Regions from separate parts of the Mus musculus genome. Here all the other regions are linked to region 2. A link is a loop called in an ENCODE intact Hi-C map of the cell type or tissue named here. Cell type or tissue: heart. All regions are shown on one strand.

Region 1 (8,000 bases), 48 kb after region 2:
CCTGGAAAACCGCTCCTTGACAGAATGATAAAAAGGAATTTGGAGATAGCTCCCTGTCCCACCTAATTTTTTCACCTAAGCTTATGGATACAGCAGATAGGGTAAGGATTCTAGGCACACAGACCTCATCCTTTCAGCACAACGGCCTCGAGTTGACCAGCCAATGAACTTAAGCCTTGCCTAGCCCCACCCCCCCCACTATGACATCACTTCTGCCAACCTCAGCGTCTGCGCACTATTGCATTACGGCGGAACTATTCTGGCGACGCCTGCTTTGACCCAGGCGGTGGTGGGGAAGGGAAACTGTGTTCTGCAGGATGCGTCACAACCGGAAGTGAAAGGCCGGAAGTGGGGTTGGACAGGTTTTCCCCAGGGGTGGGGAAGCAGAGGCCGTGGAGGAGTAGGGGAGATTAAGAAGCTAGAGCATCCTGGCCTCTACTCCGAGTCTTGTACCGGTTCTCTTAGATCTCTGAGGCTCAGAAAAAGGAAAGGGTGTCTCATCCCGCTTTCTCGCTTTTCGCTTTAGCCATGGCGGAGACAGGGGCCGGGATAAGTGAGACCGTCACTGAGACAACGGTTACTGAGACAACGGTTACCGAGACAACCGAGCCAGTGAGAAAGGCGGGCAGGGGGTCTATTTAGGGGTCTGGGAGGCACTGGGAGGGGGAGGGGGGTTTGGAAAGTTGGTGGGTTTGGGATCTGGGACATCATGTGGGGTTTACTCTTATTGGGAAAATCGCAAGGAACTAAATAGAGATGCTTGGAGCCGCTCAAATGGTTCAAGTGACTGGTCAAGGATTGTTTAATCCGTAGTTACAATTAGAGTATAGGTGTTAAGGCTTGGGGTGGTGGTCTATGTACGTAATAAACGGAAACTGGGTTAAGGAGCCAGAAAGGTACTGGGAGGAAGTGAAACGCCATTTGAGAAGGCGTGGTTTTGGAGGCAAATGTACAGAACGAGTACTTACCAATAGTGCTTACCAATAGATAGTCATGGAATGGGTGCGTGTTAAAGCGGAGGAAATGAGGAAACAAGAAAATAAGGTGAAGTGTGTTTTGGCAGATCAGGGAGGAGAGAAGCAAATGAGCAAACAACTTTTGCAAAAACAAATTGCTTTCAAAGGGAGAAAGATGCGTTGGGTTTGACAATGTCTGGGTTGAAGGAGATTAGTAGTTTAGCAGTTATTACCAGAGATGCCAGAATGTTAAAGAATAAGTGGATAGGATTAGGGAGCCCTGGGCTTGAAGATGAGAGAAGAAAGAATGAAGGCTTTTTTGTAGAAGGAGGGTTTTGGATATTTGTTTTATTTTGATATGTGTGTGTGTGTGTGTGTGTGTGTAGGCCTGAAGTTAACCTCAGATGTCTGAGACATGGTCTATATTTATTTATTTATTTATTTACTTATGATACAGAGTCATTGTGCCTGGAGCTGGCCAAATAGGCTAGTCTGGCTAGCAAGAGATCTGCCTTTTTGCACCACCACCACCACCACATTTGACTTTTTGTTGTTGTTTTTGTTCCCGTGGATACAAGGGATCAAACTCAGGTCTTCATGCTTGCACCAAAAGAGCTTTACCAACAGAGATGTCTCCCCATCCCTGCTTTATTTTATTTTATTTTTTTCTGAGAAAATAGCTATACCATGTTGCAGAGGCCATTTCAGTCTCCCAAGTGCTGAGATTACATACCTCAGTCTCTTTAGAACATGAATAAGAGGTGTGAAGAAGAAAGTGAGATCAAAGGCCAGTCACAGGAAAGGGAGAAAATAACATTCATATATTAATGCCACCAAGGGTGATAGCGTTGGTTGTATCTTAGTTTGCCAATTTGCTGGCACCTTCCCTAGTTTAAGAATTGCCTTCTTTGCATACTATTGGTTATCAAGAACAGGGATTCATACTCTCCACAAACAGGCTGTCCTGCCTCTCCAGGGGCATGATGTGTGTTACTGACTGAGCCAGGGAAGAGAAAAAAGGAGGTTCCATAGGAAACAGGAAAAATCAAGAGGAAGTGAGTCAGATGGGCCCACACCTCTTTTAACTTTTCAGGAGAATCAGAGCCTAACTATGAAACTTCGGAAACGCAAGCCAGAGAAGAAGGTGGAGTGGTCCAGTGACACTGTGGACAATGAGCATATGGGGCGACGCTCGTCGAAATGTGAGTGTGGGTGGCCCAGTGTCCCTGGCCACCATCTCACTGTTGCTTTATAGCTCTATCGAGTTCTTGGTTGGAAAGAAAAATAGGTGGGAATAAAACTATGCGGTACCAACTGCCTGGAGTTAGGGGTGGGGGCGGGGGCAAGCCATGGCAGAATGGGAGTCAGGTTTTTCCGACTCTCTCTTGAATTCCTGGGGGAAGAGGCTAAGGCAGCTGGATTCCAGAAAAGTAGGGAGAGGTTTTCACACAGATCTGGTGGAAATGAAACTGACTGAACACTGCTCTTCATCCTTCTTAGCTGGCTTTCTCTCTCTCCATTCAGGCTGCTGTATTTATGAGAAGCCTCGGGCCTTTGGCGAGAGCTCCACCGAGAGTGATGAGGATGAAGAAGAAGGCTGTAGTCATAAGCACTGTGTACGGGGTCACCGCAAAGGACGGCGTCCTACAACCCCAGCACCCACCCCAACCACTCCTCCACAGCCTCCTGATCCCTCTAAGCCCCCTCCAGGACCTATGCAGCACTAAATCCCTCTCACCATTCATGTGTCTGCCTGCCCCAAATATATCCATCTGACATGGGGACTCCACCCATTGCCTCCGTTCTCCTGCCCCCTTCTTCCGTCTCCTGAGTGATAGAGAAGAGGAAGAGGAGGGTGGATACAGATCCTGGAATTCTGACTTGCTGCTGTTCCAGAACCCAGGCTTCTGGGTTCTCCCAGCCCCTGCTTCCCTACAGTTTGCTCCCATGCCTGGGATCCAGGCATCTTGGTCCCAGTCTATCCCTTTTGTTCTCACTGCCAAACTACCTGTCCTGGGATCCAGTATCTTGGCCACCTGCACCCTCAGCTTGAGTCCCAAGCACTTCAACTGGGTTTTCAACGGTCCCAGCTTTCACTGCCAGGGCTCCAATCAGATGCCAGGCAATCTTGCACCCCAGTTCTGCGTATTAATCCTGGCTTATGGTTCTTCTACTGATGCAGTTTTCCTAAATCTTAGTTCTTGCCTGTGGGATGTAAGGTTGTGTGGAGACTATAGGGTTCCCTGGCCCTTCTGCTCCTCTTACCCCTTATGGCTCTCCAAAGGAGTTAGGAGAGGTCTTTGTCATTCACACCTAATGGAAAGTGGAACCAAAAAAAAAAAAAAAATAGCCATGTCCTGAATATAACATTTCTGACAAAGCTGGCTGAGACCACTGACTTAGAGCCAATGATTTTCTCAGCCTTTAATCTTTGAGCTTCAGCATTGGTGTCCTAGGGGCCTGGGTCCCTAAAAGGAAAGAGGGAGAAAGCAAAGAGATGAGGGGACAGGCCCCTGCAGTATGCTCCTACCCTTTCCTGCCTAGGCTTTGGTGTCTGCCAACCCAGGTGTCTTGCTCTCTCAGCCCTCCCCGGCTGGTGCTAGGATCTGGGTACTGCCCTCCAGGCCTCTGGCTGTGCACAGTACAGAAATCAGCAAAACCCATGGCACCACTTAGATCTCATTTATTGCCACAGATGCACAAAATAAATAACCCAACATTGCACAGTGTGTTAAATACAGGCCCATTTATACACAAGGGAAGGATGGGAGACTATACAGAATGTTTGGGGTGCCTGAGTTGCTCCCGGGTTGAGGAAGGAGGTAGCACCATTAGTTCTTTTATGTGCAAGATAAAGTTCCAAGAGGGTGTTCAATGGGAAAAGGCCACGAGCAGAGGAAACAGTCATAAATGAAAGGTTGAGTATAGACTGGCTTGCATACATATCCTAGAATTTATGTTCTAGGCTTCAGGTTTGAGCTGCGCGGCTTAGGTTATGAGTTAAATGTCTTAGGAAGACTTTTTTTTTTCCTCTGAGAATCCTCAGAGTGGACATGAGCAGGAAGCTGCAGACTTCCTGCTGTGCATCATGCCCTGAGCCTTTTGGGATTGGAGGTAAATTAGGACTGTTTCCCAACACTGGTGGTACAAACAGAGCCTCTTTCTCTAGCCTGGCCTAGAATGGTACGGAAAGAGGACTCAAGAAAAAGGTCTTAGGTCATGGAGACTCGGGACTAGACTGGCTTAAAGGCACGAATGTACAAGCCAGTTGAGGTTTTGATTTGGGAGAATGTGAGTGGACAAAGGGTGCTTATTAATACTCCTGTTCCGATAGGTGTTACAGACAAGGTCACTGAAACAGGTGGGGATTTGTGCAAGGGACAGAAGTAGCCTCGAGGCCATCTGGACTACTGCGGTAGGGTAGGAGCTAGAGACCTGAGGCTCAGGCTTCTCCAGGCAAGATACGCAGCGGGGTACGCGGGTCACAAGTGCAGAGCAGGGGGAAGACACGCTCCCCGAGCGGGCCCGGCGCCTGGAAGGCGAAGAGCAAGTCCAATGAGCGGCCGTCATAGAAGGCCACACGACCCCGCTCCCAGTCCAAGTCCACGCGAATGCGCTGCGGCGGGGGCCTGGCACCACCTAGCAGGGTGGGCTCTGGAGCCGTGAGCGCCCACAAGCGGCCGCCGCGGCCCTCCACGGCCCATATAGCCTCCGATGGGCACAGCTTGATGAGGCCCTTGCGGGTCACGGACTCCCCGGCAGCGCCCACGGCGTAGCAGCTCTCTCCCGCGTTCTCATCCTGAGCTGTAGAGTCTCTGAAGGACGCGCCTTCCGCGGTCTCCACCTCCCAGCAGTGGCGGCCTGACGCGAAGCCCTGCGCACCCAGCACCGCCGGGAGCTGATCAAAGCGCGCGGGGCTGTCCAGCGGCGCAGGCGTTCCGGGTGGAGCCAGACTCACGCCGCGGTAGTCAGAGGAGATGAGCAGATCACGGTGTGCTGTGCGAGGGTCGAGCGTCAGGTCAGCTGCAGAAGAGGGGAGAGGGGGAACAACACATGGTACGTTTTTTAAGTCTAGAGAGAAGGGTGAAGAAGAGCAGAGGTGCTTGAGTCCTCTCGCAGTTCCCCTAGCGACCAGGGCGACCAGGATGGGAAGACACTAAGGCACAGAGCCGCTTTGTGCTCTGATCCACCACTTTTGTGGAACTGGACTTGGACAAAGACTATGCTGGTCAAGGAACCCAGCATGGAGACCTGAGGGGAGGCTGGTGTGTGGTGTTGGTGGAAGAGTGGCGGATGGGACTTATAGGGAGAATGATGACTAATACTTGAATCTGCAAGTGTGGTGGCTTTAATCCCAGCACTTGGGAAGCAAAGAGGGCAAAACTCTGTGAGTTCGAGGCCAGCTTGTATAGCAAGTTCCAGGCCCCTTAGGACTACATAGTAAGACCCTGTGTCAACAACAACACAAAGCAAAAACCTTGAATCTGGGTTGGGTACGGGAGCCAGGTCAGCAAGACTACTTACTGAGAGAGACTGATACCTGAGAGAGACTGATACCAGATAGGAACTAGAGTGATTTAAAGGAAGGGCAAAGGGAGGAATCCAAGGTATCTAGTAAAACCAGCCCATTTACCTTCCAGGCCAGGCCCATTTCTATAGGAGGTGTGGTCAGAGGAGATACAGAAATTGCCTAAGGGACCAGAAAGAGTCGCTGGCCTTGCAGGTATGGGGCGCTTTAAGGAAATGCTTCTGGATTAGGAGCTAGAAGGAATTTGTATTAAGTGAGATGGAGGGGTGACTAAGGAATGGAACATCTCGAGAGCTACCTTGGGAATGAGCACAGAAGGGGTAGAGGAGGTGCTGGAGTCTTGACCCCCTTTCCAAGAATGGGAGGAGGTGGAAGCAGGGATCTTGTACTGTCTGGGGGTACATAAAAAACGTGAGGGAACGTGGCTGAGATCTGAGGAATTAAGGATATTGTTCTGGGTTACATTGTGCCTCCTGTCCAGCTGTGGAGTTACATATGCATAGCCTCAGCACATTAGAGGCAAAGACAGGGACTAGAGGTCCATGCCAGCCTGGGATACATAGAAAGAGACTCTTTAAAGGGGGTGGGGTGTCAGTTTTGTTCCCCAATTTTCTGAATTTACCTTATGCGTGTGTGTGTGTGTGCGCGCGCGTGTGTTTGAGGGGAGGATTTTCACAAAGGTAATCAGGTTAAAAAATGAGATTATTACAGTAGGCCCTGATGCAGGATGATTTCTATCTTAAAAGAGAGTGGAGACACTTGCACACAGAGACAGGTACCTAGAAGGAAGCCCAGGTGAGACCATCTGTGGACCAAGGAAGTATTGAGGTTTCCAGAGCCAGGAGAGAGCATGGAACAGATTTCTCCTTAGCCCTCAGACTTCTATCTCTAGACTTTGAAGTGCGAATGGTGGTTGTTCAAGCCACCTATTTGTGACACTTCATTATTTCAGCTGTAGGAAGTCAAAACTGATACCAAAGTGGACTTGAGCATTTTCTAGAGCGAAGAGGGAGCAAACAGAGCATAGCTTATGATCCGCTCCCTCCCCTCTTCACCTGTCAGCCTGTGAAGCATGTTTTTGACCACGGGGTAATCTTCAGGGAGATCCTCCTCTGAGTTAGATGGCTTGGGTGCTGGGACATCGAATCTGGAGAGACGAAGGAAGTTATTGGCATCCCTGTCTTTTTGATGCTGCTTCTGATGATCCTAACCCACTCACTTGTCACAGAAACAGGTGAGGCTACACTCTAGAAAGCCCGTTGCTAAGTGGAGGTAAAGAGAGGGGTCTGGAGGGAAGGTCATGGCTATGGCTGTAGGTAGTGGGAAGGAAGAAACAAACAAAAATGGAACTCACCGTCTCCATGTCTTCCTCATATCCTGGTACGGGCAGAAGAAAACATAGGTGTGAGTTCACACTGTGGGACATCTTCCCCTCCGCCTCAGGTGAGCTCTGACTGCTTGATACCTTCCCACCTTTTAAAACCATCTCCCCACCCCACCCCAAACACCCTGCCCGCTCTGCTCCATTTTTCTCTTCAGTTCTCCCTTCTTCTTTCATGTCCTTTACTTCTGCCTACTCCAAAATCACTTTCTCCTCAGGTTCCTAGCTTCATCCAGACTGTTATATGCCTTCTCCATCCTTCCACAGCCTCAACACAACTACTTCTTACCTCTTGTTTAATCTTCCCAGGCCCACGCTCTCTTTTAGTATGCTCTCCTTCTTTAGTTACCAGCATGTCTTCCAGATATATGTCCACCCCGTCACCACAAAAGGGACACACACCCATATTCCTTGAGCTAAGAGTTGTTATATAAAAGCCTAACAATAAAGCTGCTCTCCTTTTTGTCTTAAAAGCTCAGTGGCGTTTATTGGGCTCTTTGGTTTTATTATGTCTCTGTACCCTCAGGCCCCTGATCTCAGAAGTGTCCTAAGAGACCCTACAGATTTTGTAGGGAGCCATGGAAGCCTGAAGAGGGCGCTAGATTCTCTCACCCTCCAAACACTGGGTTTCCTTCATCCCTCTTTTCTGATTCCAGAGAGGATGGCTGGGAAGGCCAGTGTGGCAGGAAGAAGAGAGGATGGCAATTACACCTAGACTAATTAGGTCTGTGAAGCCTTCAAAGGGCGGAAGCCAGACCCAGGGCGGGAGGGCTGCTAAGGGGTAAAAAAGCCAGATGGATGGTTTTGAGGTACTGTAAAGGAATAGGAGTGGTTGATGTCTAAGGGGCTCAGGGAGGGCCTAGTGGAAAACTTTATGGCTGCAACGTGGAGACTAGCAAGAGGCCTGCCAGCTGTTCACCCCGACCTAGCTTCCACCTGTTTCCGCCCGTGCCTGGGGATCTGGGAGGAGCTGAGAACAATAACAACCCACAGTTCGGCTATGGCTTGTTAGGGGAACCCCTGCCTCACTTGAGGCACTTTGATTTGACACACACACACACACACACACATACACACACACACACACACACACACACACACACACACTCACACTCGCATTAGACTCCTAATTTCC
Region 2 (8,000 bases):
GAACTTGAGAGATTGGTAAAGCATCTCTCTCTCTCTCTCTCTCTCTCTCTCTCTCTCTCTGTGTGTGTGTGTGTGTGTGTGTGTGTGTGTGTGTAGGTACTCCTAGAAACAATTATGTCATAAAGTTTCCAACCTCATGAATAGTTTAATTCATTTGTGGATTTAAAGTTTGAATAGACTAATCCAATGGGAGGTTGTAAAGCTGTGGAAGCTAGGACTTAGTTGGAGGAAGTAGGCCACTGGAAGATGTATCTGGAGACTAAATCTTGCCTTGGCTGCTTCCTGTTACTGCTCCACTATTTCCTGTGCTTTCCCATACGACACCCTCCATGACATGAGTGAGTAAAACATCCAAAACTGTAAACAAAATAGATATTTTGTCCAGGAGGAAAGAGATCAGGCCAGAGAATGGAGAGAAAAGGACGGGAGAGGAAAGGAGGAGAAGGAAGGAGAGGAGCTGCTTGTGGCTAGATTCATGCTCGTAGAACAAAATCAGTCCAGGGGCCATGATGATTTCCTGAAGACATTGTCTTTTAGCAGGATGTTGGTAATTGCCCTGGGTATAGTTTTCAGTGTTTGTGGGTTTTTTTTTCTTGTTTTCCTGTATTAAATCAAACAAACGACACGACGGTGAACAAAAACCACCCAGCAGTGGTTAAAAGCACTTTCCACCAGGCCTGACCATCTGAGTTTGAATCCCAGAACTTGCATGGTGGAAGGCAAGAACTGACTTGCCCAAGTTGTCCTCTGACCACCATGGTGAGCAAGAACTGCAAGTCTCTGTCTGGTCTTTGTGTCTGTGCTGGATAGTTTTATATCAGCTTGGTACAAGTTAAAGTCATCTGAGAGTAGGAAACCTCAATGAAGAAAATACCTCCAGGGGGCTGGAGAGATGGCTCAGTGGTTAAGAGCACTGACTGCTCTTCCAGAGGTCCTGAGTTCAAATCCCAGCAACCACATGGTGGCTCACAACCATCTGTCATGGGATCCGATGCCCTCTGGTGTGTTTGAATGCAGCTACAGTGTGCTATAGTAGTAATAAATAAAAATAGTAGTATAATAGTAGTAATAAATAAAAAGAAAAGAAAATACCTCCATAAGATCAGGTTATAGGCAAGCCTGTATGGTATTTTCTCAATTAGTGATTGATGGGAGTAGAGCCCAGCTTATTATGGGTAGTACCACCTGTAGGCTGGTGATCCTGGGTTCTACAAGAAAGCAGGCTGAGCAATCCAGGAGCAGCAAGCCAGTAAGCAGCACCCTCCATGGCCTCTGCATCAGCTCCTGCCTCCACGTTTCTGCCCGATTTGACTCCTGTCCCGTCTTCCTTTGATGATGAACAGTGAGTGATATGAAGTGTGAGGAAAATGAACCCTTTCCTCCCCAACTTGCTTTTTGGTCATGGTGTTTCATCAAAACAATAGAAACGTTAAGGAACACCTGTAGGTATTTACCAACCCCTAAGCAAATTACTGCAGCCCCAGTGGCTCTAGTATTGACAGTATTCAGATCAGGAGGCAAGCATGGAAGGACTGAGATCCAAATTCTGAATATAGTTGGCAATGTACTCAGTGTAGAATGTTTGGCTAACATACAGAAAGCCCTGGGTTTCATCCCCTGTATCATAAACAAACAAAAATCTGAACACAAACTCTATCCAAACTCCAGGCTGACTACTAAAGTAAGTACTCATGAGATGTAGAGAAACCGGACCATGAAGGAAGTCTGTCCCTATCCTGGTGCAGACACTATCCTGGTGGGACTTGCAAATCTGCACCTTTTTTGGGGGTGGGGGTGGGGTGTTTTGAGACAGGGTTTCTCGGTATAGCCCTGGGGCTGGCTGTCCTAGAACTCACTTTGTAGACCAGCACCTTTCTATTCACCTCCCCACCCCCAATCAACACACCTATAAGCAGAATACTTGTAATCTCAGAATTTAGGAGAGAGGATTGCAGCACACTTGGGTTACAGGGAAAGACCCTGTTTAAAATTACAAAACAAACAAAAAACCCTTAATGGCATAAATCACTAACCTCCAGAATTTTTAGCTGTTCTTAGATTTGGAAGTTTTGGAGAAATTATAGAAACTAGATGACCATGGAAAGGTGCAAAAGCTTGAGCAGAAACTGGACAAACCTTTGTTCATCACTAAGTCACACGGATGCAGAACAAACCACTTAAATATCCTGTCCCAAAATGAAGCTAGAGGGTACAGGAAAAATGGAGCCTGAATGTCAGACACTGCACACAGACACTCCGGGTACGTTAGTTAACACTCGTCTAAAGAAAAAGCCTGAGGATGTAGCTCAGTGACTGACAGGGTGTTTACTTAGCTTATGAGATTTAAGAGCTCAAGTTTGAGGCGGGGTAACATAGTGGCATCTTGTCTAAAAAAAACCCCAAAGAACCAAAAAACATACCGCCTCCAAACAAGCAAACAAAAACGAAAAAACGGAGGCAGAGGTAGGTGGATTTCTGAGTTCGTGGCCAGCCTGGTCTACAGAGTGAGTTCCAGGACAGCCAGGGCTATACAGAGAAACCCTGTCTCGAAAAAAAAGAAAAGGAAAAATGAAAAAATCTCCAGCAATCTTAAGAGAAACCTAACACACATAGTTTTTAACCTGACATGCAAGTGTACTTTCAAGCAAAATATAAACTCATACCTATACAATACAATGAAAAATTTTATGTTAAGATGTTTCGCTACCTCTTTCCCTCTCTTCCCTTTTCTCTCCGCCTCCCATAACCTGACATTTCAGAACCTAATATTTCAATGAGTCACTATCCATGTGAAAAGCAGAGCTTGAGCTAGAAGAACTTAACCCTGTCTCCAATAGGACCCATCCCAGAAGCATTAATGTCCCCACTGCTAAACTTCCGGTGGTGCATTCTTCTCGATTTCCACCCAGCATTCCTTTTGTCCTCCCTCCCAGGCTCAATTTACCTATTTTGACTTCTGTGACCTCCTTGTCGTCCCTGGACCTTGCCCTGGGTGGCTCTGGCTCCTCCCCCATCTTATTTGTGGAAAGTTCTGGGCTTGTTCCCAGGAGGAGGGAAGTTCTAGCCCAAATGGAAGCTACAAACTAGCTGTGTAGTCAAGCTGGAGACTTGTATCATGAATCAGAGTCCACCATCACTCAAAGAAGAGGACACATCTGTGTTTGCCTAGATTTGGGAAGCACTCAGACTCTGTTAGCACTTGACACTGCTTTGAGTTCTGAGTCAGGTCTCAGGAAGTTTCTGTAAGAGGTTGTAGGGTCTTCTAGCCTCAATATCACGGCCACACGAGGGCGCTGCTGCTCTGACCTCTCAGATTGTGTCTGATTGGGAATCAGTTGGAAGTGGCCTACTGAAACCTGGATGGACAAGGGTGGTTAGGAATGAGATGTTTCTGACCACCCAGATCTACGCAGTAGGTGGAAGAAAGTTAGAGCTGTTAGAAGGAATCCTGTAGTATCTCTGAGTATTCCCCTCTCCATCTGTTTGCTGTCAACACTGGAAAATGGAACAGATTGCTTTGTTGTTCCAGTTTCTGTTGGTTAGTTGTGGGGTAGAGACAGTGTATATATGCACACAGAGCAGGGGATTCAACCCAGGGAATATATTAATTAGGCAATCTATTACTGAGCCACACTCCCTGTCCCTGAAAACTATTTTCTAATCATGACCTTTTAAATTTTAGAATGTAAGGGACTGGAGAGATGGCTTAGTGTTTAAGAGCACGTACCGCTCTTGCAGAGGGCCTGAATTTAGTTCTCAGCACCCACATCAGATGGATCACAAGTCTGCAACTTCAGCTTCTCTGTAACACACACATAAATAAATCTTAAAATAAAATTTAGGATGCTTTTATTTTCCCCAGAGAAACTGCAAAGGTAATATATAGAGTCACCAGTTTCTCTGTTTAAAACATCCTACAGGGCTGGAGAGACAGCTCCATGGTCAAGAGCATATTGTCTGCTCATACAGAGGACCCAGTTCCAATTCCAACACTCACATGGTAGCTCACAGTCCTCTTATGACTTCCAAGGGCACTGCATATGTGCTTCTCATGACCTCATGCAAGCATACATATACATGCATAAAACTAAATCTCACATCACCATACATTTTATAACCCATGAAACTATATGGACACACTTATTTATACATATTTTATTTACACTCTTCAGTTGTTACTAATGTCCTTTTTTTTTCCTAGGACGTTATCCAAGGCACCACACACTCGGTCTCAGTTGATCCTTAGGGCTCCTCTGTGACAATTTCTCTGATTTTCCTAGATTTTGATAACCCTGAAACTTTTGAGGAGGACTAGCCCCACATACTGATGAATGTTATTTGACTTAAGTTTGACTGGGACCATGCATTTAAGAAGTCCAGAGAGGCAAAATGATGCCTGCACCGTGTCAAGGTTGTGCACCATGCTCTTGATTTGTCCTGGGGGAAAACCTGTAAGTGTGGCCATTGTATATTGTATAGTTAAGTGTTTTCTTAGTTTTAAAGAAACTACTGGGTATCTCCCATGTGTGGCTATACTATTTGTATCTCTGTCAGCAATGAATGGAGACTTCTGATAGTCATAATTCTTACAAGTACTTGCTATAAAATTTGTTTTCTCATTTCTGTGACCAGATGCATCACAAGAAGTGACCTGTTGGGGGAAAGTTTATTTTGGCTCTCAGTCAAAAGGTAAAGTTCACCACAGAAGGGGAGGTGTGGCTACAGGAGCAGCTAGCGGTGGTACAGGTGGAGTCTGGGTGGGTTGGAAAGTAAAGAAAAAGGAATGAAAGTGCTCAGCTGGCTTTCTCCTGTTTCCATTTTCATTCAGTCTGAGAATTAAGCCTGTTTGATAATGCCATTCACATTCTGGGTGGGTCTTCTCTTCTCAAAAAGCGCCCTTGAAGCTATGCCCAGCAGGGGGTGGTTTCTAAATCCAGACAACTCAGTAAAGAAGATTACTCATAAGGCTGGAGAGATGGCTCTGCAGTAAAGAGAACCCGCTGCCCTCCCAGAGGGCCTGGGTTCAATTCCCAGCACCCATATGACAATTCACAACTGTCTTTAACTCTAGTTTTGGGGGATCTCACACCAACCCACATAAAAGAAAATTAAGTAAATTGTTTTCAAAAAGAAGATTAATCATAAGTTCATCCCATGTGAACTTTACACCCAAACTGTCACTTTAATCCATCATATTCTGTCCTTAATCCCCACAAGGTTTCAAGTATGTCTCATAATATAAAGTGCAGATAGTAGTTGGCTCCTCTGGAAGAGCAGTAGGTGGTCTTCACACTGAGCCATATCTGTGGACCCACTATCCACAGTCGTAACAGCTGTACCATTAGGAAATCTAAATCCAAAATCTCCTCAGAAGTTCTAACTACGAACCCTGTTTAAAAATAACAACAACAAAAAAGTAGATACTCTAATAATGGTATAAAGTTAATATTTCCATTGGGGAGGGGGGCAGAAGGATGAGGAAGAGAAGAAGGAGGGAGAGGAGGAGGAAGAGGAGGAGGAGAATAGAAAAAAAGGAAAAAAATAGCAGGAAAATACTTGTATTGTGGTTTACTCCAAACCCAGCAAGCCAAACACCAACCATTACAGTTCTGTGCCCAACATCAACATCTGAGTGGCTCAGCTCCGCCGTTTGAAGCACTTGTGGCCAGTCTTTGGGTCTGGGTCAACTGTCTGCTATTTTTGTTGTTCTTGTTTTGAAATGAGTCTTGCTGGGTAGCTGGAGGTTGGCCTAGAACCTGTGATAAGGCTTCTTGCTTGGCTTCTTGCTTGACCTCCACAGTTTCAGAATTACAAGTATGAACTGTGACACCTGGGTTAGAAATCCCAGTCATGGTTTGTTTATTTACCTCAAGGGTTTTTGTTGAAAGGTTTAAACAAGTTTTTCAGTCATGTTTGTATTAGACCTTGAAGAACCTGAGTACAAACTTTTTTTTTTTTCTTTTCATTTCTTTTGTGGACAGGAACTCACTTTCTGGTATAAAGCGAAAGGCCCTGAAAAGCATAGTGGGCTGGGCTGCTTCATCTTTAAATATGGAGTGGAAGTATGAATGCAAACGAGGACATGGCTGCTGCTAGGAATGGTTGAAGAGAAGGTTTTCGGGGATTTTTTACTGTAGATGTGAGGGAGAGTTCTGCCAGATGCATCTGGAAAGGTACGTACGGACTGAACTGGACCATAAAGGGGGTGGGGGTGGGAGCAGAACAAGAAGAAAAGAGAGGGGAGGGGGCAAGAGAGGAGGAGCCATGGCCCAAGAGGCAAAGGATAACCCAGCACATGTGGCTAAAATGGCTGAGTTATATAGAAAAGAGAAGCTGGGGAAAGGGAAGCGAAGCCCAGGCCCTGGGTTGGAGAGGTTTAGGTAGGGGGCAGGGCAAGAAATGCTGGGCGGAGTCACAGGGGCTGAGATTTGCCTTGGGTTTCTTTGAGACATAAGAAAGTAGCCACACAATTCTTTAGAAATGATGTATAGGAAAACAAGAAGTAAAAATAACTTTGGAGGGGGAGGGGGAAGAAGAGGGAGAGTGCTACAATAGGGTCTCACAGTGTACCACTGGCTATCCTGAAACTCACTGTGTAAACCAGGCCTCCTGAGTGTTAGGATTAAAGGTATGTGCCACTATGCCTGGCTTGGTGAAAAAAGGGTGTATGTATGTATGTATGTATGTATGTATGTATGTTTGTTTTTCAAGACAAGGGTCTTCTGTGTAGCTCTGGCTGTTCTGAAACTCACTCTGTAGACCAGGCTGGCCTCAAACTAAGAGATTCTTCTGTCCCCTGAGTGCTGAGATTAAAAGCATTTGCTACCACTGCCCGGCAGGAAAATATATATATTTTAAGATTTATTTATTTGTTTGTTTGTTTATTTTATGTATATGAGTGCACTATATCTGTACAGATGGTTGTGAGCCTTCATGCGGTTGTCAGGTATTGAATTTAGGACCTCTGCTCACTCTGGTCAACTCCACTCACTCAGTCCCTGCTTGCTCCAACCCAAAGATTTATTTATTATTATACATAAGTACACTGTAGCTGACTTCAGATGCACCAGAAGAGGGCATCAGATCTCATTACAGGTGGTTGTGAGCCACCATGTGGTTACTGGGATTTGAACTCAGGACCTTTGGAAGAGCAGTCAGTGCTCTTACCCACTGAGCCATCTCGACAGCCCGAATTTTTTTTTTTTTTAATGAACAAAATGGAGAGATGGCTCAGGGGTTAAGAATGCTTAATTTTCTTAAGCGTTTCTAGTTCAATTCCCAGCATCCACTTTTTCCACAACCACCCGTAACCCCCATTCCAGAGAATATGGTACTTTTCTTCTGACCTCCGTGTGCATAAACACATTTATGGTGCACATAAATACATGCAGGCAAAACACTCACATATAAAATTAAGTGAATAAATCTAGTTAAAAAAAAAAACATTGCTCTTAAGAAAGCAAATCTTGCCTTTGAATTTTACAGACAGTATAGCATTACTGCTTTTGGGAGTACATGTCAAGGGTAAATACTCTTAAATATCAAGATCCTCCAGAGGTTCCTCTTCCCCTTCAGTAAGATAAAACCACATCCCCTAATGAGTTGATAATCTTAGTGGCAGCCTACAGCTGAAAGTAGAAGATTCAGAACTAGAGTTGTAGTTTTTCTCTCATCTCAGGTGAAAGAAATTGTGAATAACTGACATTTCTGATTCCCCTCGAGCTGTTGTTAGAGTCAGTAAACAACCTATTTAATTGTCTAGCTATCACAGCCAAGTTGTATCAGGCACTCTTAGCGTTGCAGGCTCTTTTTGTTCTCTGACTTCTCACCAGTGTATATTTAGAGAGAATTTTGTTATATAAATTTGATGTTACCATATAAGATCCTAAGGAAGTGGTTTTACTTCCATGTCCTCAGAGCAGACCTCACACTTCCTACTTATTGCTGTTTTGGAAAGTTATCTTGATTTAGTAGGTTAGAACAGAGCGGCACATGACAGG
Region 3 (8,000 bases), 100 kb after region 2:
GGGCGTTTTGACTTTTGCCTCTGCAGAAAACCTTAAGTTTTTCTGCCAAGTACTGAAGGTCAATGACTTGTATATTGTTAAATCCCTATTGCAATGCTAAGGTGCATTGTGAGACTTTCTTTGGAGATGCAAATATTTTATCAAAGTCAACAAGAGTTCAAAGGGTCCTGTGTACTCATGAAGCTCATCTGTCAATCAACCCCTTAGTAATGTAGACTGTAGGGGCGGGAGAGGTGGCACAGCGGTTAAGAGCACTGACTGCTCTTCCAGAGGTCCTGAGTTCAATTCCCAACCACATGGTGGCTCACAACCAACCGTAATGGGTCTAATGCCTGTTTTGGTGTGTCTGAAGACAGCAAGAGAGTCATACATTAAAAAAAAAAATCTAGAATGTGTTTTTTTCATTTGAATTCAAACTTTAATTCAGTGTTTCTCAACCTGTGGGTCTTGCCCATCAGAAAACACATATTCCCAATGGCCTTAGGAACTGAGACACTGCTCCTCCATAAAATTACAATTATAGCAACAAAATAATTTTGTGGCTGGAGGGTCACCATAATATGAAGAACTGTATTAAAGTAAACTGTATAAAGAACTGTATTAGGAAAAGTTGAGAACCACTGCTTTAATTCAATAGGTTACTATTTTGTTAGGAACTGAAAGACTTTATTTTCTTTAGAAAAAAAAAACGTTTATTTGTGTGTGTCTTGTGTCTGTGTATGTATGTGCATGAATGCATATGTGTGGGCGTCTGTGTATGTATGCCACATGTGCCTGTGGAGCTCAGAAAGATGAGTCTGATGCCTTCAACTGGCCTAATCTGCGGTTGTGAACCAGCTGGTATGGGTACTGGGAACTGAACTTTAGTTGTCTGGAAGACCAGCAAGTGTTCTGAACTGGTGAGCCATGTCTCCAGTTCAAGATATTTTGTTATAATATAATAATCTATCATTTTTCAATCATTTATCATTTATCAATTTTCTATCAATTTTTGATGTCATAATAACCTCCACTGAATTTATTGAGGAATGTAAGAAGTAGTTGTATCCCATGATACATACACTGCACTCCTGAGAAAGAACCTTTTAGACTAGACACAGATGAGACTGGTTTATCCACAGATTTACGGTGTTTCTCATCACAGGTCTTCTGACTTTACCCTTTAGTCCCTGGTGTCAGGTGAGTTATCAGCAGGCATTGTGGAAAAGCCATTTTTCCATGGAGCCACAGTTGGCACTAACCCAATACACACTCACCAGATACCTTAGTAAATGCAAACCACACAGGCCCTCTTTAATCGCTCGTACTCTGAACCCCAGATGCCAATCATTACAAGGAAAAGCGTTGGGATGAACCAGCAAAAGTAACTATGAATACATTTCACAGGACTGGAGATGGTTTAGCGATTAAGAGCACTGGCTGAGCTGGGCAGTGCTGGCACACACCTTTAATCCCAGCACTTGGGAGGCAGAGGCTGGCAGATTTCTGAGTTTGAGGCCCTCCTGGTCTACAGAGTGTGTTCCAGGACATCCAGGGCTACACAGAGAAACCTTGTCTCGAAAACAAAATAAAAGAGCACTGGGTGTCTTCTGGTGTGTCTGTAGACAGCTACAGTGTACTCACATACATAAAATAAATGTCACACACACACACACACACACACACACACACACATATATATATATATATATATATATAACAAATTTTACAAAAATCAGATGACTGTGTGAACACACAGTGAATGCCCATCTAGGGCCTTAGAAAACGCAGTGCAAAAGTGAGCACCTTGGCTGTGGATGCCACACACAGCCACGACATAACTCAGCTCTTGCCGAGCTCCTGCTTCTGTCTAACTCCTCCCCCTAACTTACTCCCTGCACTTGCCAACTCCTTTCGCTTCTTCTCTGGACCCAGTGAGTTTGAAAGCTCATATATTGCTCTATTTCAAGGAAGTGTATAATAGCATAGCCGTATGCTTTTGTTGACACAGGTGTGTCTAACAAGTCAGATGATCCTACCCATTCCACTCAAGAGGTAGAGATAGACATATCTCTTCACAGCATCTATAGCCCAGATGTCCACACTGCTCCATCTGCTGTGTTTTTTGGATGTCTCCTAAGACTGTAAATAAGGATTATTTATCTAGTGAATGACTAATTACCTCAATATACTTTGTGCTAATTAGATTTTTGTTTGTTTTTGTTATAGTGATAACACTTACAATCTATTCTCGTGCACTTTAAAAAGACTGTGACCACCACAGCTTTGGACCACAGCTTCCTGACTGTCTCCCGGATGATGAGATCACAGGCATGTTCTACTATCCGCTGATTGATTTGGGTTTAATATTATTGCTGTTGTTGCTTTTGGAGATCAACCTGTGTAGCTCAGGCTGGCTGGCCTCCCACTCACGGTACAACTTAGAATGATCTTGAACTCCTGTCTTTAATTCCTTCTTGGTCTGGGATCACAGGCACAAGCCACCTCAACTTGAGTTCGGTTTCTCATGCTTTGCCCTACTCGAGACCTCTACTGAATGTTTGAGGTTGTCCCTCCAGGCCATCAGGTAGAATTCAGGGGCTCCTGCCAAGAGCCCTCCATGTCTCCTGAGTCCCAAGAGCTACCTCATTTTTTCCGAGATCTGTATGCTCAAATTTAGAGCCTCATATCTTTCTGTGGTTTTCCTCATATCTTTCTGTGGTTTTCCTAAGTGCTCTCTGGATTGTGTAGCTCGGTATTCAACATGGTGGCTGGCAGTTCCCCGGAGCTGGTGTTTACATTTTGGACAGAGGATGGGGCTTATCAAAGGACACAATTGCAGAGCGGATAGGTTTTCTCACAGATACACTCTCCTCCTTGGTACAGCCTCAGGTTGGCCTCCAGCTCAATATATAGTTGAGGGTGACCTTGAACTTTTGATTCTCTGATATCCACCTCCTAAGTGGTGGGATTAAAATTATTCATCCATCATGCTCAGCTTTATTACTGCTGGAGATCAAACTTCATGTTTGCCAGGCAGAGACTCTACCAACTGGATACAGTACAGACCTCACAGCCAAATTTTTTCTGCTCTGCTGTGTGTATGTACATGTGTGTGTACTGTGTGTGTGTGTACACTGACCCCATCATATCCTATATGGGATAGGGACAAACTTCAAGAGTCTGTTTTCACTTTCCATCTGGTTGAGCCAGGGCCTGTCTTGTCTTTCTTTGTTGTGCAGAGTGCTCCAGGCTAGCTCCTGAAAGCTTCTGTCTCCCATCTTGCCTTGGGAGTTCTGGAATTGCATGTATGCACCACCACATCCAGCTTTTTAAATGTGTTCTAGGGATGGAAACATATCCATCTAGGTCATCAAACTTGTGTGACAAGCATTTTTGTTTATTGAGCCATCTCTCCAGTCTCCGCCATAATTTCTAAAAAAAAAAAAAAAATAGCTTGGGAACCTGGTGAATAGCTCAACCTAGGAGCACTCGTTGCTCTTGCAGAGGAATCAGGTTTGGTTCCCAGCACCCACATGGCTCACAATTGCCTATAACTCCAGTTACATAGGATCTGAGACTCTCTTCTGATATCCATGGACATTATGCACAAAGTTCATATACAGAGAGAGAGAGAGAGAGAGAGGCAGAGAGAGAGAGAGAGAGAGAGGCAGAGAGAGAGAGAGAGAGAGAGAGAGAGAGAGAGAGAGAGAGAGAGAACAGGGCAGTGGCCCCAGCTTCCATTCCCTTAAAGGAGAGATTCTGAAACCAAGTCCTAACTTGGGAGGCAGCACCACCTACTGTCCGTGAAGGCACAATGCTAAAACATTTGACTGAAGGAGCCATGGCTCTATTTTGGGCACAGTTTAGCGTAATTCTGACTAGAACAATTTAGAAGGAACACTGAACTTGAGCTCATGAGATGACATATAAGGAAGCTCATATAAAAAGTTGATAAGGAGATTAAAACAGGAATCAAGTGGGGCTAGGGCTGGGGTGGTGGTGGATTCAAGGCTCCATTAACTAGTAGTTAACTAATGGGTGTTAACTACAAGAAGGAGAGTGAATTCTGAGCCTGGCTTTATTGTGTTCACCTCACTGTACAAGGAAAGAATGTGATTAAGTCCCGAGGTTAATTAAATCCTCTAGCCACATAGTTTCCCTGTATCGGAAAAGGAACCAGGAAACAGAAATTCTTAAAGAAGAGTGGCTTTGTTTAGTTTGGCCAAAAGAGAAAGAAATACTCTTACTCCCCTCCTCTTCTGAAGCAGTCTTATAATTCTATAGCTGAAAGGAGCAAGGTCAGGGAATACGCATATGCTAATTTAATAGGAAGTGAGTCTAGCTGCGGGGACCTCCTTTTCTGACTGGAACGAGGCTTCTCCTTTCCCTCCTCCCATGGGAGGCTCCTAGAAATTCTTTAGGGACTGTCTCAGTCAGGGTTGCTACTCCTGCACAAAACATCATGACCAAGAAGCAAGTTGGGGAGGAAAGGGTTTATTCAGTTTATATTTCCACATTGCTGTTCACCACCAAAGGACTGGAACTCAAGTAGGCCAGGAAGCAGGAGCTGATGCAGAGGCTATGGAGGGGTGTTACTTACTAGCTTGCTTCCCCTTCTTGCTTTCTTATTGATCCCAAGACTATCAGCCCAGGGGTGGCATCACCTGCAATGGGCCCTCCCACCCTTGAACACAAACTGAGAAAATGCCTTACGGCTGGATCTCATGGAGGCATTTTCTCAAGGGAGGCTCCTTTCTCTGTGATAACTCCAGTTTGTGTCAAGTTGACACACAAAACCAGCCAGTACAGTGTCCATTAGTCTGGTAGCCAAAGGAAGGGATACCCTGACTCTCCTTAGAGCATCTGGTCTCCCACCAGAATGAAAATTCCAACATAATCAGAGATGAGGAGGAACCAACGGCCATCAGAGAGAATCCAAGGTGGGCCAGTAATGATCCCAAGTGTCAATCACCACTGCACATGAAAACTGATAAAATATCACGAGGATTAGTTTAGAATTGTCAATACAAATTCAAAAAAAATCTGAGTGATAAGGCTTAGGATGTTGCTCAGAAGTGGGGTACTTGTCTGGCATACATGAAACCCTGGGTTCAACCCCCAGCACTAGTGGCTCACTCCTGTAATTTCAAAACTTGAGAGGCGGAGGCAGGAGGATCAGAAATCAAAAATCATCCTCACTTACATAGAGAGCTCAAGGCTATCCTGGGCTACATGAGACCCCGTCTCAACTGTGACTACACACACACACACACACACACACACACACACACACACACACAAAAGAGAAAGAAATGCTTCTTGTTGTAGTCACAGTTAGGTTAACATAGATCCATTTTGTTTGTATTCAGACAACTTAGACATTTCTCACACAGGACTGCAGATTCTGAACGAAAGGCTTGAAGTACCCAAATTAGGCTAAGTTTACAGGGCATAAAATGATGGGAAGATATCACTCTGCCTCCCCCAATGCAGCATGGGCAGCAGTCTTTATAAGAGGAGCAGTAAAACTACCTAGGGCATCAGGGAAGAACACCTTTGGGTATGTCAATAAGGGTATTTCCAGACAGACTTAAGTGAGGAGGGAAGACCTGCCTTCAAATGGGTGGTATTGTTCCATGAGCTGGGATCTAAAGGGGGAAGTGGGAGAAAGCCAGCTGAGCACCAGCAGGTATCTCTTTTAGATTCATGATCCACCCAGATGTGAACAACCACCCTATGGTCTTTCAGTCACTCCTGTCTCCACACTTTCTCTACCATGATGAACAGTAGCCTCAAACATAAGCCCAGATAAACCCTTCCTCCCTTGGTTTACTTCTTGACAGGTATTTGGTCACAACTACCAAAAGAGTAACATATACCTTGTGGTATCCTCCAGGTACCGCCACTGTTGAAGCTGGGACTATTAAGGACAATTATGTGGACCGTCCTCCGCATCACCCAGGTGTCACGGTCATGTGACACATCTAGAATTTGTGGTTCCACATGTGTGAGGTTCTTGGGGCTCATTCTCAGTTGGTGATATTTGCATTCAAGTTCTGTGAGATTTGCATTAAAGGCACTGAGACTTTCCTCTTCCCCGTAAGAAAATATGCCACACCCTGCCACAAAGTTCATCTCACTGTTCAGTGAGTGCAGCTCATGGGTATTTTCATTTCCCTGATAATTCACTGCTGAAGCAGGAGGAATCTCTTCACCTTCTCCCTAGTTTCACAGGCATGTGAGTGTATATAATTGGCATAATTCAAGAAGAACCGGCTCATCTGCTGGTCTTCTCCCTAGGTCTGGAGACCAAGAAAATGAAGTTGAAAAGGAGAGATTTGAGGTAGGGTATTAAGAGAGTAATTTTGGGGAGGGTGCTCAAACAAGAAGTGGGGTAAAGAAGAGGAGGAGGAAGAGGAGGAGGAGGCACTTCCTTTTTTAGGTCATCCTTGGAAGTTGTTTGAAAGGAAAGGACAAAGTAGCGTCATATGTTCTCTCTCTCTCTCTCTCCCTCTCTCTCTCCCTCCCTCCCTCCCTCCCTCCCCCTCCCTCCCCCCTCTCTCCTGTTCTCTTTCTCTTTCAACATGACATCATTGCACTCTTGGATAACTTGATGGTTAATAAAGGGTCACTGACAAGGTTCCACCTTAAGAGGTTAGTGGTATCAAACAGCAGCAGTGAGCCCTGTAGGGAACCAGCCCCAGAGGGGACACATAAAGTTCTGTCTGAATTCTCCCTGCCAGCCACACAGTAGAGACTGTCAGCTTGTCGTTGATAGTTTACTTCTGGCCATGACCGTAACAAGGTGGCCTAAAATTTAGCTTTAAACTGTAAAACGATTGCACAGAAAACTCTCAAAACAGAATTGGGGTTTGGAGCTCCTGCTTCCTCCAGGTCTGTGGAAGAATTGTATAAGGAATAGTTTCAAGTTTAGCAAATACTGAGTTTTTTTTGAAATCCCTGCAGGATTGTGTCTCTTATAGTCCAGACTCTGGACTCTCTGATAGTGGACAGTGGCCTTAAGTCCAGGCCCCAGTCCACTTTATCTTGCTCCAGATCACCTTCTACCGAGCCCTTTCACATGGGACAATCTGGCCTTCAAAAGACCCAGTGGGGAGACTAGTGAGGTGGGACCATGGGCTCTCTTGACAAGGACAACCAGGACATTTGTCCTATCTGCCTGGATCCCCTGAAGGAGGCTGTGAGCACCGACTGCAGACATCTCTTCTGCCGCATGTGCCTGACCCAGCACATGGATAAGGCTTCAGTCTCTGGGATTCTCAGCTGCCCAGTCTGCAGGAAGCCATGTTCCGAGGGGGTCCTTGGAGACAATTACATCTGCCACACCCACCAGAAGAGGGTGCGCAGGTTCTGTGAGGCTAGCGGACATCTCTTGTGTGAGGAATGCCTCCAATCCCCTGAACACCAGTCCCATACTGAACTCTCCATTGAAAATGCCATCAGCCACTACAAGGTAAGCTTGTGTCACCCCATTGGACCCTTCCTAAGTTCAGATCCTCACAGAGGCTTGGTAACTGACACTCTCCTTTGACTTTTCTGGTCATCCAACTTGGGGCCTTGGTCTTTGCTTTTCTGTGTGCCTCTCTGCTACTATCAGGGTTTCCAGGTCTCCGTGTATCGATGTAGGTGATCCTGCTACTATGATGGTGAAGACCCAGGAAGTATGGGCCACTGTGTTTACTCTTGCTGTACTAGATAATGTATTAGTTCATGAGATGCTGTGCTGGATAATGAGAGGCTGTATTACATAATGTACAAGTTAATGAGATGTTGTACTAGAAATGAGAACCACTTCTTGACTAAGATTATATTGGGTTCCCTGGTGGATGGTCCTAGAAGCTAGTCTAGACATGTCATCAAGTTTTATCTGTGCTGTTATCTTGTAAAGATTTGAAATCTGAAAACTTGTACACGATGCCCTATTCCCCTCTCCCCCCTTTCCTTCCTTTCCGGAACACTACTGTTGTTTCTTGTGTTATTTATTTATTTTTTTCTAA

Evidence for each region. Hi-C counts contacts between places; a loop is a spot of excess contacts. Peaks named below come from ENCODE experiments on the same cell type or tissue, not always from the same donor. Only the 100,000 strongest peaks of a DNase experiment are listed, where the experiment ranks them.
Region 1: a loop joins it to region 2, with 2.3 times the contacts of the local background. A loop is called at or near these places in 6 of 42 quality-filtered maps.
Region 3: it touches region 2 in a loop (3.0-fold over the local background); 3 of 42 quality-filtered maps call a loop at or near these places.

Annotation. Positions count from the first base shown.
Region 1 is chr17:36,944,035-36,952,034 of GRCm38, reverse strand. It overlaps Rnf39 (ring finger protein 39), which reads right to left. Exons shown (of 4, transcript NM_001099632.1): 2 at 6,839-6,861; 3 at 6,540-6,631; 4 at 4,049-4,979. The coding sequence ends at 4,399. It overlaps Ppp1r11 (protein phosphatase 1, regulatory inhibitor subunit 11), which reads left to right and starts at 243. Exons shown (of 3, transcript NM_029632.3): 1 at 243-612; 2 at 2,050-2,158; 3 at 2,481-3,680. The coding sequence starts at 529. The coding sequence ends at 2,683. It overlaps Gm33595 (a long non-coding RNA gene), which reads left to right and starts at 4,953. Exons shown (of 2, transcript XR_385575.3): 1 at 4,953-5,679; 2 at 6,875-7,338. In heart, CTCF peaks have their summits at 4,622 and 7,444 (motif pointing right); DNase peaks (open chromatin) are centred at 274, 4,634 and 7,764; H3K4me3 peaks cover 2,669 bases; H3K27ac peaks cover 1,831 bases; H3K27me3 peaks cover 2,946 bases.
Region 2 is chr17:36,992,484-37,000,483 of GRCm38, reverse strand. It overlaps a transcript of H2-M5 not described here. Among named protein-coding and RNA genes, the nearest start is that of Zfp57, 6.0 kb to the left of the region's middle. In heart, a CTCF peak has its summit at 3,280 (motif pointing right); a DNase peak (open chromatin) is centred at 3,283.
Region 3 is chr17:36,888,302-36,896,301 of GRCm38, reverse strand. Trim40 (tripartite motif-containing 40) reads left to right here and starts at 6,177. Exons shown (of 6, transcript NM_001033235.3): 1 at 6,177-6,325; 2 at 6,609-7,456. The coding sequence starts at 7,118. In heart, a CTCF peak has its summit at 3,796 (motif pointing left); no DNase peak of the experiment used is centred here; H3K27me3 peaks cover 1,078 bases.